Linked DNA regions of Homo sapiens: region 2 is linked to region 1. The links are chromatin contacts, found by Hi-C or POLR2A ChIA-PET in ENCODE. All regions are on one chromosome and are shown on one strand. Each heading gives the region's core, a stretch centred on a gene start or an enhancer-like site at or near the end of the contact. The rest is flanking DNA. Distances are from core to core; before and after follow the strand shown.

What was found. Hi-C counts contacts between places; a loop is a spot of excess contacts on that map. ChIA-PET counts read pairs that join two places held with the same protein, here RNA polymerase II (POLR2A). Pooled maps may share reads with other maps.
Region 2: a map of naive thymus-derived CD4-positive, alpha-beta T cell shows a loop between it and region 1 (6-fold over the local background). The contact joins two enhancer-like sites. A Hi-C loop is called at or near these places in 3 of 168 maps with a recorded cell type or tissue (naive thymus-derived CD4-positive, alpha-beta T cell, posterior cingulate gyrus and prostate gland), 1 of 37 single-sample maps with no recorded cell type and 9 of 50 pooled maps. POLR2A ChIA-PET finds 5 or more read pairs at or near these places in 1 of 52 experiments (activated naive CD4-positive, alpha-beta T cell).

The regions. Positions count from the first base shown.
Region 1 is chr18:58,491,222-58,497,161 of GRCh38, forward strand. All of the region lies in intron 12 of ALPK2 (alpha kinase 2), which reads right to left. Among named protein-coding and RNA genes, the nearest start is that of MIR3591, 43 kb to the left of the region's middle. RefSeq lists enhancers at 1,970-2,471, 2,472-2,971 and a silencer at 2,748-2,797. Within about 2 kb of position 2,497, at least 11 of the 41 ENCODE cell types and tissues checked have a DNase peak (open chromatin) inside an H3K27ac peak, as active enhancers do.
Region 2 is chr18:58,300,038-58,305,977 of GRCh38, forward strand. All of the region lies in intron 5 of NEDD4L (NEDD4 like E3 ubiquitin protein ligase), which reads left to right. Among named protein-coding and RNA genes, the nearest start is that of MIR122HG, 140 kb to the right of the region's middle. Within about 2 kb of position 3,519, at least 3 of the 41 ENCODE cell types and tissues checked have a DNase peak (open chromatin) inside an H3K27ac peak, as active enhancers do.

The DNA.
Region 1 (5,940 bases), core at 1,247-3,746:
AGAGGCCAAACTAACTTGGGGAGGAACTTAGTTTATAGTTTGACTTTGAAACAAAGACGGTAACAGCCCTTTCCCAAAACAAACTCCCTTCTTGCCTGGGAACTAGACTGCCTTTGCAGGACTAACAAATTAGCCAAAAGATTAGAAATTATGGTTTAGGAGTCATGCAGCTGGAGGCTACAAGGTTCTAAACTTCCCCAGTTTCTCCTAGGGATGACATCACAATTGTAAAACCTAAGCCTGGTGCTTGAGATGTTTTTCAGACCCTGCCCTCGATGGATCAACTGGCGCCTCCCAGATCAATAAACTGGCTCATTTAGTCTTGTGGCCCCCACCCAGGAACTGACTCAGCACAAGAGGACAGCTTTGACTCCCTACGATTTCGTCTCCCACCTGACCAATCAGCACTACCCCCACTTCCCGACCCCCAATCCCCAAATTTTCAGGGAGACTGATTTGAGTAGTAATAAAACTTCAGTCTTCCATACAGCTGGCCCTATGTGAATTAAACTCTTTCTCTGTTGCAGTTCCCATCTTGATAAATCGGCCATGTCCTGTCTAGGCATACAGGCAAGGAGAACTTGTGGGGCGGTTACAGGAGCCTCTGCAGGGCCACAGGGCAGGTAATTGAGGTGAGGGAGAAGCGCGTCAGCATTCCCACTAGGTACAGGCTTTTTGAGAATTCACCATTCAGAGGAGCAGCTGGGCTGACGCCCTGGGTGGCAGTGAGGGTGGATAGAGGCAAAGCCACATTTCCAGTGTGCTCCAAGTTGCACAGCGAGGGCTGCAGGGCCTTCCGTATTGACAAACTCTGAATCCTCACGAGGGGTGCTCACCACTCTGGAACATCACTCCGCCGTTAGTCCCTCATTGTTTTCCCACAGGCTCCTTCCCCTCTGCCTTCAAACAGGCAAGGTCTCTTTAGACACACACACACACACAACACACAGAGGCAGACACAAAAAGACACAGACACAGATATACACACAGACACACATGCACACACATACACAGGGACACAGACACAGAAACAAAGACAAAGACACGCACACAGACATATATACGCGCACACACACACGCACACATTCCCCACACCTCCTTTTCTGGCTACCTTCTAGACTTTTCCTTGTCTTTAGTCGACAAACTTGTTTAGTTGCTGGCATCTTGGCAGCACATTCCCTCTCTGATCTGTCATGAGGCTCCCACCTGGTGACACTACATTGGCTTAGACCTTCCTGAAGGCAGTGATAACCTTTTTCTTGTCTATTCTGGTCTTCACCCCATGCTGTCCACTCAGGCTCTGTCACCCCAACCCTCTCAGCCATCCCTGTACCTGCCTCGTGCTTCTGTCTCCTACTGGCCACCAGTCTGTCCTGCAGGGGTGATCTCGAATCTACCAGACTTCTCTAGACGTTCTCTCTGTTCAGATTCATCTCTGAAGCTGGATGACAAGCGATGCAGCACCTGTCCCTGAGTCCTCAGGTCCTGGGGAATGGACTGGGCAGAGGGACAACTAGGGAATAGGGTCAGGAGTGGGAGGAACCCATGGATCCCAATTCCAGACATTTCAACAGAACTGTCCTTTGTAAGACTTCTGGGTAGAGGCCAGGATACTGCTGTGCTAGTCCCTCCATGGAGGGGGCATGTCCTGGCTGGCTCTGTTGGGCCTGGGAGACTCCCCCATACACTGAGAGCACTGCTATAGTAGGGTCTGCCTTGCCAAAAACTGCGAAAATCACCACTGTTCCCTTCAGACTTCCCTCCAGCCTCCAAACTTCCTTAATGGCAAAGACTGGCCACATAAATCAGCCAGCGGGCCAGCCAGCCCTACTACAGAATGGGCTGACCGGATGAAGATGGGATGCAGGTGGCCTTCCAGGACAGATGACCCTGTGGCAGGCGGGGACAGGAGCTATCTGGGGCATAAAATTGCCTTTCTCAAGCTGACAGGCCTGTGAGATTGGTCCGCTGATGCCTGGCATTGGGGACTCAGCTGAAATGTTTGGTGTTCTATAGTGACATGGCCCTGCTATGAGACACTTTAAAGGCATCAGGAATTCTGTTCCAATGTCCCTTTGTTTCCTCTCCTGGCAGACTCATGCATTGCTTTAAATAGTCTGCCTGGAGTCACCACTCATGCACATAAGCCTATTCTCGGGGCGTGTTTCTTCGGATTAGATTGTTTCTTCCCACCTCCAAGTTTGTTTTGGCGCTTCCTCTCCAGGTACGGTGGTGGCTCGGCCTTGTGACTGGGCAAAGCATCCCAGGTGGCTGCCGTCCCCTCCATCTGCTTGTGGGCATTGAAGGCAGAGCCTTTCTTTTGGAACTCAGCTTGGCCGAGTGTGGGAGTCTATTTTGATCTTTTCTCCTGTTCATGGCCAGGACCAGAGCTAGGCACGCAGACCCCAATGGAGCCTGCTTTCTCAAGGCAACTGTCCTCCTGCTACATGAATGAATCATCCAGGCTTCTGTCCAGGGTCTCGGGAATTTGGCTTCCATGTCAGGGACGCTTGACACAAGCCACACATCCTTAAGCCTCGTCGTTCCTTCCTCCGAGGGTAGAAAGATGCAAGGCTGGCTGGCAGCCACTGCGAGGGGTGTCCTTTACGGCTGTCCATATTAATCTTATTTTGGTCTAATGCTTACTGCCAGGGAAGAAATCTGCTAATGGTACTTTTCTTTGTTTTATTTCAATCTGGCAACAGGAAATTGGCTTTTTAGGGGAGACTACAAAGGGCAAAGTATTGGTTCTGGTGCCCTCTGGTGGTTGAACTGCAATCTCGTCGCCTCCCCGGGAACTCCCCGACTGGCTGGAGAGAAGCATGAGTTTGCAGTTCGGCTCCACTGCACGCATGGCTTTAGATCGGTCTGGAGTTGGTTAGGTTACGTTTCCAAATCTCCAGTTATAAAATTAGGCCTTTTTTCCTTGTGTAATTTCCAATTAGAAATTTGTTCAACGGGTTAGTATCTTGGGTCTATCTAGAAAATGGATTACTGGATGTCAAAACAATCTTACTTGCCATACTTTGTAACCTGAAATTTTTGTACTCAACATTTGCCAAAAGATTGAGGTGGCTGAGGCACAGGGGATGTGTTTCCAGACATAATTATATCTCTGGCTCCCAAGAGAAATATGACATACTCCTGTTAAAAGGAACATACAATGAAGTAAAGTTGAATTAAAATGAGTAAGTCATGACAATTCTCTATTTTATTTTATGAGATTAGAGTAATTACTCCTGAAATAGGATCATAGCCTTTGACTTCATTGAACAAGACAGCAAAACAGGTTGCATGACTGGGGTGTCAGCAGCCAAATATATGGTCCTGATTGAGACATATGGGAATTTTTTTTTTTAAATGACACACGGAGCACTGCTTCTTATGGTGGTGCTGTTCCCCCAGCTGAACCCTGCCAGGTACCAGCCCCCCCATAGAACTTGCGACTCTCCCTTTGCATCATGAATGAACTAAGCTCACTCACAGTTGCTTGCTAAGAATCAAGAGAACTTGCTCGATCAACCCTTATTCCTCCATCTTCTCTCCTGCTGTCTGCAGTCTGCGATGCTCGCCTTCCTTTCTTCCCCAGCTCATTTGCCTCCCACCTGGACTTTCCTGTCTGCAGAGTGCCCTTGAACTTGAGCCCTTTCCAAGTCTGTCCTCATGAGTTATCTCCCTTTTGCAGCTTTGACATTCACTGGAGAACTTTTTCAATTGTGCCTCGCCTCCCAGCATTGAGGATCTGCCGTTCACTTTGGGGTGCTGACTTCAAGCAGGAAAGACTTCTTGACTCCTGCCAGCAAGCAGGCTGCCCCATGCCCCATGCCCCATGCCCCATGCCTCCTCACCTGTGAAGTGAGGAGGTCGGGCTTGATCACTGGTTTCCACTCCAGAGGGGTTCCCAGGAGCCTCTAAAGAGGTCTCTCAACCACCTCTTATGCTCTGTTTGGAGAAGTTTTACCTTTTCATCAGTTTTTCAAACTGTGATTGTAAGATATATTTCTTTTGGGAAAAAGACTGTGGCTTAAAAAGGTAACGTTTAAAGAAAAGTTTTTAAAAAACAAAAGACAAGAAGATCTAATATCCCTGCCAAAGCTCTCAAACACTTCAGAATCTCCTCCTCTCCCAGCTCCTGCTCCCTGGCCTCTCCTTGGGTGGGAAGGCAATGAGTAAGTAATACTTTATAGACAGCATTCTGCACTGGGCTCCAGCCGTCAGTGCTTCTAATGGGTCTTGGGCAGCTGTCCCGGGCCAGATAAGTCACATTAAAGCTGAGAACAAAACCAAAGGATTGGATTTCTTTTTAAATCAGGAGGGGAAAAAATGTACCACTTGAAGCTCCCAGTCGGTCTGGGTTCCTGGAAGCTGTTGACTTGAATTTAAAAGATGTCTTCAATAATCATGACCATCTTCATTTTTGAAACTTCTTGGGCAGGTTTCTTCTTTGTTTTGGTAGAGAGTTGTTCTAAATAACAGCACGAAATTTGCCTACTCTGGTGTCAGGCTAAGACATGAGGAGCGAAGGGAAACTAATATTTATCTAGCTCACTTCCAGTTTCAGGGGCTAGGTGTAGATTAACTGGGGGAATACTCAGGGCAAGCCGGAGTGTCCCCATGCTGTACATCACTGACTTTAAGAACTTAGTCACATGCCCACAGTCACACAGCTGGTATGACGAGAAGCCAGGATTCAAACTAGGGCTGGCGGATGCTTGCATCTGCAAGGTTCTGCAGAACACATGGAGCCTGGAAAGGAAGGCTCCGTTTGGAAAATCCTTCTGGGGTCCAGAAGCCTCCATAAATAGGGCACCATATAATTTATCTTCTAAATGGGTACACTTGTTCAGGATCAATGCTAAAGCGTATGGGATGTGAGGACATCAGGCATAAAATGGTACCATCATGGGGAAACTGCAATAGACGTTCATCCCCCTCATCAGGTAGGCTAGGCAAATTCCTACGATGCCAAGAAGCGAGGCTACTATCAGGAGAAATGGAAGCAGCAGCATCAGGGTATGAACTGGGTCTCGCTCTAAATCCCTCGTTCCTTCCTCCCCACTACATCATAATCCCTCCTAATGCGCTGTCTTCACAAGCCCAAGAACATACCCAATTCCCTGAAGTGTATGCCAGCCAGGTCTCTGGTGAGCACAGGGGAGAAGCCTGGAGACAGTTCCAACATAAAACTTCATCATCACTGAGCCATCCCAGGGAAAAGGTCCAAACCGCATTCTGGTTCTAAAACCCAACTGGAAGCTTTGTGCAATCGGCGAGAACTTCATGAATCAGACTTACTGACCTGGAGGTTAAAAGAAAGAGCGATCCCCTTCCTACTTTTTCAGATTCCTCTACTTCTCTCTGTCCTTTATTGAAGCTGAAAATTAGCATATTTGTTGGATCGTGGCTGACACTGATGGTCTGAAGTAACCAGAAAGCTCCCACGGATAAGTTGTTCTCAGCCTTGGGAAAGGAAGCTGGATTCATCCCACCACTTTATTTTCTGTGTTTCTGATGCTTTGACATCTTGTGCCTTACTGGCCCTGGAGAGACTTTACTCCTCTCAGGGCTGCCATATTCCTAGAGAGAGTAAATGATCACCTTCCAGAGAGCCTTTCATATATATGCAAACCAACCAATCCAGAGCCACACCCCTAATACCCCCTCTGTGGTCTCTCATACTGGGGCCACTGTCCACCTGCCCTAATCACCCCAGTGCAGGTACCAGACACTAGGGCCAGCCCTATGTCCCAGAGACTGCTGGAAAATGTCAAATTAGCCAATCCTAGGACTGTTTATCCTCCCTCACCTATTCCTTCCCGAATAAACCATAATATTCTTGCCTGCATTTTCCCCTCACTTCCTCTGCCTCCCAACTGGCCCTGCTGCTTCTTAGATGGCCCCTGGTGGCCTGGTGCCCCCTCTTGGCAGCTGCAAGTAACA
Region 2 (5,940 bases), core at 2,269-4,768, 190 kb before region 1:
TTAAGAGACTGTACATATTGTCATGGGTAAGGATTTAGATCTTGGCTCCACTGCTTACTCACAGTGTACCCTGGACGAGTTACTAGGCCTTTCTGTGTTTTACTATGCTCTTTTGTAACACAGGGAGAGATAGCATCTATCTTCTAAGGTTGTTGTGAGGATTAAGTGAACTAACTTGTGCAAAGCTCTTAGAATAGTGCTGGGCACAGAGTGGTGAGTGCCTTGTATATGCTAATAGTTGTTGATTTATAGCTTAAAATTAATTGTGTGATGCAAATAGGAGGGTTACCACCCCAAGCTTAAATGGAAGTTTTGCAGCACTTTGCACTCTTGAGGATGTATCTGGGTTTAATAGTACCTTCCATCTAGTGCACAAGTCTTCTCCCAGGCTCATCCTCCCAAACACCTCTCAGTGTTATCCCCACTTTGCAAATGCAGTAGTAGCTGGGCTCACAGAAGTTAAATAACTACACCAAGTCACCATCCAAAAAGGTTCAGGGCCAGGAATAGAGCGAAAGACAGAATACGGAGCCATGCTCTTTTTGCTGTCTTTCTCAGTGCTCAGTTCTCAGAATTACTCAGGAATGAGAGCAGAGAAACTCTGTATAGGCCATGCCTGGAGTTTTTTGCACATGGCAGTCAGAGAGTCCCAGCTCAGTTCAGTGCAGTATTACCGAATTCCAGTATATGCTGGGCTCTGTTAGGTGCAAGGGGTTCCAGGATGAATGAGTCTGTGGCCCAGTGGACAAGGTTTGCCCCTGTGTGCAGCTCTGTCTGCTTTACTAGATTTGCTCCTCAGATTCTAAATTGGAAGTATGTGCATATTGCTTGATTTACAGATTATTAGAGAATTTTTTTCAGTTAAACTTTGTCCAAAATAGACACTAAGGGCAAAGGAAACTGGTATTATTACAGCAGGGTGTATCTCATAAGCTCTGAGAATTGTACATGTATAAAGAATCTTTGAATCGCCGAGTCTTAGCCCCACGTTTTATACAGCACAGAAATACAGCACAGAAAGTTTAGGTGATTTCCCTTGGGTTCCATAGTGTGTTAGTCACCAGGTTCCTTTAACTCTCTCAGTACTCTTTCCTTTAAACTATGGAAGAGCTCAAATGATTAAATCAATAAAAGAATGACAACTTATAGAGCTCATTTACGTGTCTGAATATATCAGTTTAGCCCAGAGTATCTGAACTCCTGGGCCATTGCTATTCACTGACCCCTTCTCCTCCTCGTGTTCTAGTAAAATTCAGCCCATGAATATAGTCATTAGAAGTTGAATTTTAATGAAATTGGGCGCTTTGATCAATGGGAAGGTTGAAAGTTATGTGGGAATCATCTATATAGTTTATAGCTGTGACTATGTAGGCCAGCTCCTAAGTGCCCCCTGCAATGTGTCACTCTCTCTGGTTTTCTTTCCAGGGAGGTACCCTGTAGAATAACAGTCTAATTTACCTCTCAGACATCTGCTGTCTTTCAGACCTTATGCTAGTTTTGTGCATATCTTCATGATTCCTCTAATAATGCATTGGATTATAAACTATTATCTCCACTTGAGAGACGCTCAGAGAGGCTAGGGAGCTTACTCAGGGTCAGAGGGAGTGCAGCTGAACAGTTCTGCCAGGGTCCCTGTGATTGTTGGAGCAGCCTGTGTTTTTTCAAGCTGTTGTCTGTGAATCGTACGGTAGAAACATGGTGCGTATTTCTGCAGCCTTAGTTCTAGCCATTGAAATATCATGGAGTTGAATGCAGAATACCCATTAATGTTTAGGATGACCAAGAAACTGTGCCCAGGCCCCAAGCCCAGCTCTGTCATCAGAGGTGAGTTACCACTGGTGCCATGCCCTTTGATTCCCTACAGGCGCCCTATGGAGGTGCCCACCAGTGTGCACTTGGAAGTGTGATGGAACGCATCACATCCCCTTGTTGCCCCTGCCCCGGTGATAGGGGGATTCACTAAGAACTTCAGCATAGTGAGAGAATGTAACTGAAGCTCCTGGGTTAGTGCTGCTTGGTATCCCAGTTACTTTGTAGATTTCGGAATCTTTTGTCGTCTAGCCTGAGGATTACTGTTGATGACACAATTTTCTTTGGGATTATAGGCTTCATGTTTCATACAACCAGCATATACGTAAATGGCCTCTTCAGTGTATCATGTATACACATTGGTGAATAGCTTCCCACTAGATAATGTTTTAAAGGGGAAAAAAAGAAGTCATTTCTAAAATCCCAAGAGAGTGTCCCCGTTTTGAGGTTAGAGCACGTTTTTTAGCCTTATTTAGTCTTGCATCTTGCTCCTTATGCTACCTTTCATTGCTTTATGAAATTATTTTTTAAGGGATACTTTCTAACATTCCATCCCACTTTTTTTAAAGCTCGTTCATATACTTTGTCCTCACAGAATAGAACAGGGTTTCTCAAATTGCACACACTGAACTCTGCAACACAACAGTTCCTTCATTGGAGACCAGATGAATTGAACCACTGGCTTTCTGAAAATAACTGTATGCTTTCCAGTTGGCCAGCCTTGGCAGGGACCCACTACTACTCCTATTTCTCAACAGTCAATTTAAAATATTGACAGTAGCTTAATAACATTCAATAGTAACTTGCAGCAGCCTTTCATATACCCTGACATCTGAGATATGTACCAGTTTATGAAATAGAACACGCAGATGGTCTTAGCCCCATTTTCCAGATGAGGACCCTTGTCCAGGGAAGGATTGGTGCCCATTTAGCTAGCTCTTTCCCAGCAAGCAACAGTACCCAAGGCTCCATGCCCCAGGCCTGGGAGGACCCCTCCCACGGCGTACTTCAGATCTCCACCTGTGACTTTGAACACATGCTTCGAGGTGATGTACTTCTTGGAGATAGTGCTTTCCTCATCTCTTCTACCTTGTAGTCGTCAGTAGAGGGCATGCAGTGCAACAGAAGTGGATTTCAGGACTGAGACTAGGGTGAGGCAAGAGAGGCATCAGAATGCAAAAGTGAAGTAGACACCTGCCGTCAGCACTGGGCAGCCCTGCTCCTGGGGCCTTACTTGACTCATCCTGGTGGGTTTTCCAAATGGCAGAGGTGCACAACCACTTCTTGCAAGCATGGGCACTTGAATTGTAGCCCATGTACACAGTGATTCTTGGAAAAAGTCATGAGTAATGAATGGAACTTTTCTCTCCCAGGTTGATCTTGTGTTTTGAGACATAAAGAGTCAAAGGTTGGTGCCTAGGATGCTCATTCTTATTGTTTTTGGTAGTTTGATTGTTGAAGGCTTTTGACACGACATTGAAGTGAATATTTGGGGCATTTTGCTCCTCTGGGCTTTTCTCTAAAGCACCCTCACATTTCCTCTCTCATGTTCCTGGGCTTTCCTGGCTTTGATGCTAGCCCCACTGTGTGTTCCCATTAATAGCCCTATGTAGCCTGGCTCCTTATTCTGGAAACTGTGTAACTTTTGCTCTTGATCTTAAACACAACTCAGTCTTGCAAGGAGCTCCGCCTTTGGTCTCAGCTTCTTGGGGATTTCCCTGGCAGCCACATAGTGAACTATGTCACACTCTCTGTTTTACCCGTTAATAAGGAAATACTCTGGTACATGGAGCTTTGCTTGCTGATCTTTTTCTAAGTACTCTGGGGGCAAAAGGAAAAGCAGCTAGAGGATAAGGATGTAACTTTCTTCAAATTAAGCCATCCTGACCCGTGGTAGAGATTAGCCACTAAGAAATAGTGGAAACAAATAACTGTTTCACTCTTGAGTGTTAGCATGGAAGAGATTCTGGTTGAAATCCTAGTCCTGCCACTTTCTGGTTACAGAAACTTACATTACTTTTCTTTTGATGTTTCAAGGAGATAGGAGTTAAAGAAAAATGAACACCAGATTACTAGAACATTCTTATAGAGTTGCCCAAAGATGGAATGGACACCTTCCAGAGTGGAGGGGAGGGAGTAGGATTGGACAGTAGTCCTCAACTGGGAGCACTTCTTCCCCCTGACCCCACACCTGCCTCCCAGGGACGTTTGACAGTTTTGGATTGCACAAAACTGAGGGGTGAGAGTTGCTGCTATATCTAGTGAGCAGAAGCCAGAGATGCTTCCAAATACCTTACGAAGCATAGGACAGCCCTCACGGAAAGAATTATCTAGCTCCAAATGTTAATGATGCTGACTTTGAGATACCCTAGTCAGAAGTAACATTTATTGGCCAGGGGCAGTGGCTCATACCTGTAATCTCAGCACTTTGGGAAGCCGAGGTGGGAGGATCACTTAAGCCCAGGACTTTGAGACCACCTGGACAAGACCCTGTCTCTACAAAAAAAAAAAAAAAAAATTAGCCTGATGTGGTAGTACATGCCTGTAGTCTTAGCTACTCAGGAGGCTGAAGTGGGAGGATTGCTTGGACCCAGGAGTTTGAGGCTACAGTGAGCTATGTTTGTGACACTGCACTTCAGCCTGGGCAACATAACAAGACTCTGTCTCAATTAAAAAAGAAAGAAAGAACATTTGTTGAATCTAATTTTCCCATGTAATATCAATGACTGTGCAAGATAAAGTGGTTTTTATCCTCACTTTGGATGAGATTGGCCTTTGGTGATTGAGAAACCTTCCTTTGGTTGTTCAGCTACTTCTAGATAGACATGGGATTTTAAACTAGCCATCTATATGTCCAAAACCCATCCGCTTTCCACAAACCCATTATGTAGTTAGCTCCCCATCACTGATGATGTTCAAAGCTAAGCAGGGTGAGCAACCACTTGAAAGAGGGGATGGATGAGGATACAAGCCTAAGATGTATGTTGCACTAAATGACTTTTGAGGTCCCTCCTAAAGATCACATTCTCTGGTTCTATTTTGAAATGGGATTTGTCTTTTTAGCCCCAGTGTTAGAGTGGCAGCCAGATATCCCTTGGCTATGACCAGTGAAATCCCTGTGCTTTGTGCACCTGTGAATCTTACTCCTATTAATATCCCAGCCCTATCAGGCCAGAGGGCTAGGGTTCCAAACAGGGGCAGCCAGAAATGCACCATCTTCTGCATCCCATCTGCATTCCGGGCCCAGGCAGTTATTTTTACCTCCATATGTAAATGGGCCCAGCGATTTCTCATTTAGGAGAACAGCAGAGGCACAAGTGAGGAGAGCTGGAGAAGGAGGGGAACCTATCATATACTCTGAGATTGCAATTTAGTATCAGTTTGCTGATCAGTGTCACTCCACTAGTTTAATAAGTAATTATAGTTTCTCTTTTGTGAACAAGGAAAACGGGTAGCTTCACCCAGTGGTTGTCAGCCCTGGCCAAAAATTAGAATAAGATAGAGGGCTTTTAAATCACACCTACAACTGAGCCCCTCCACCAGAAATTTAATTTTCTGAGGTGAGGCCTGGGTACAGTGATTTGAGAACTTTGCAGGGATTCCAGTGTCTAAGCAGCCTGGGCACCTCTGGTTAATGGCACACCTCAGTGCTGCGCATTCTGCTCCAGTACCTGCTGGTGTTACTCTGTCATAAAGAGACTAGAAAAAGAGTGAGTTGGGCCCTGTTTCTCAGTGTGTCTTCAGTGGATTGTAGGGAGAAGGAGGCCCATACTCTCTGCCTAAACGAGCACCTGCTAGACTCCGAAATCTAGTTAATGGAAGTTTCTCCTCATCCTTGGACATCCTTGTTTTATATGGTATACGTTCAAAATACATATAATCTTTGGTTTAATTTGTTTTACAAAGTTTTGAAGTTTTCCTCTCCACACTTTTCTCATCAAGCTGGTGTGTGGAAAGAAGGAATTTTTCTTTTCCATTGCTGTCATCTAAAATTGTTGTGTCGGGTGGGGAGGGGAGGGAGCCGGGAGACTTAGCTTTAACTACTTAGAAGTTTTCAGGGAAATGTTTTTATAACAACCTAGTTAATAGTTTGACTTTATGATAGATTCTGTTCCTTCATTATTTTGTCCT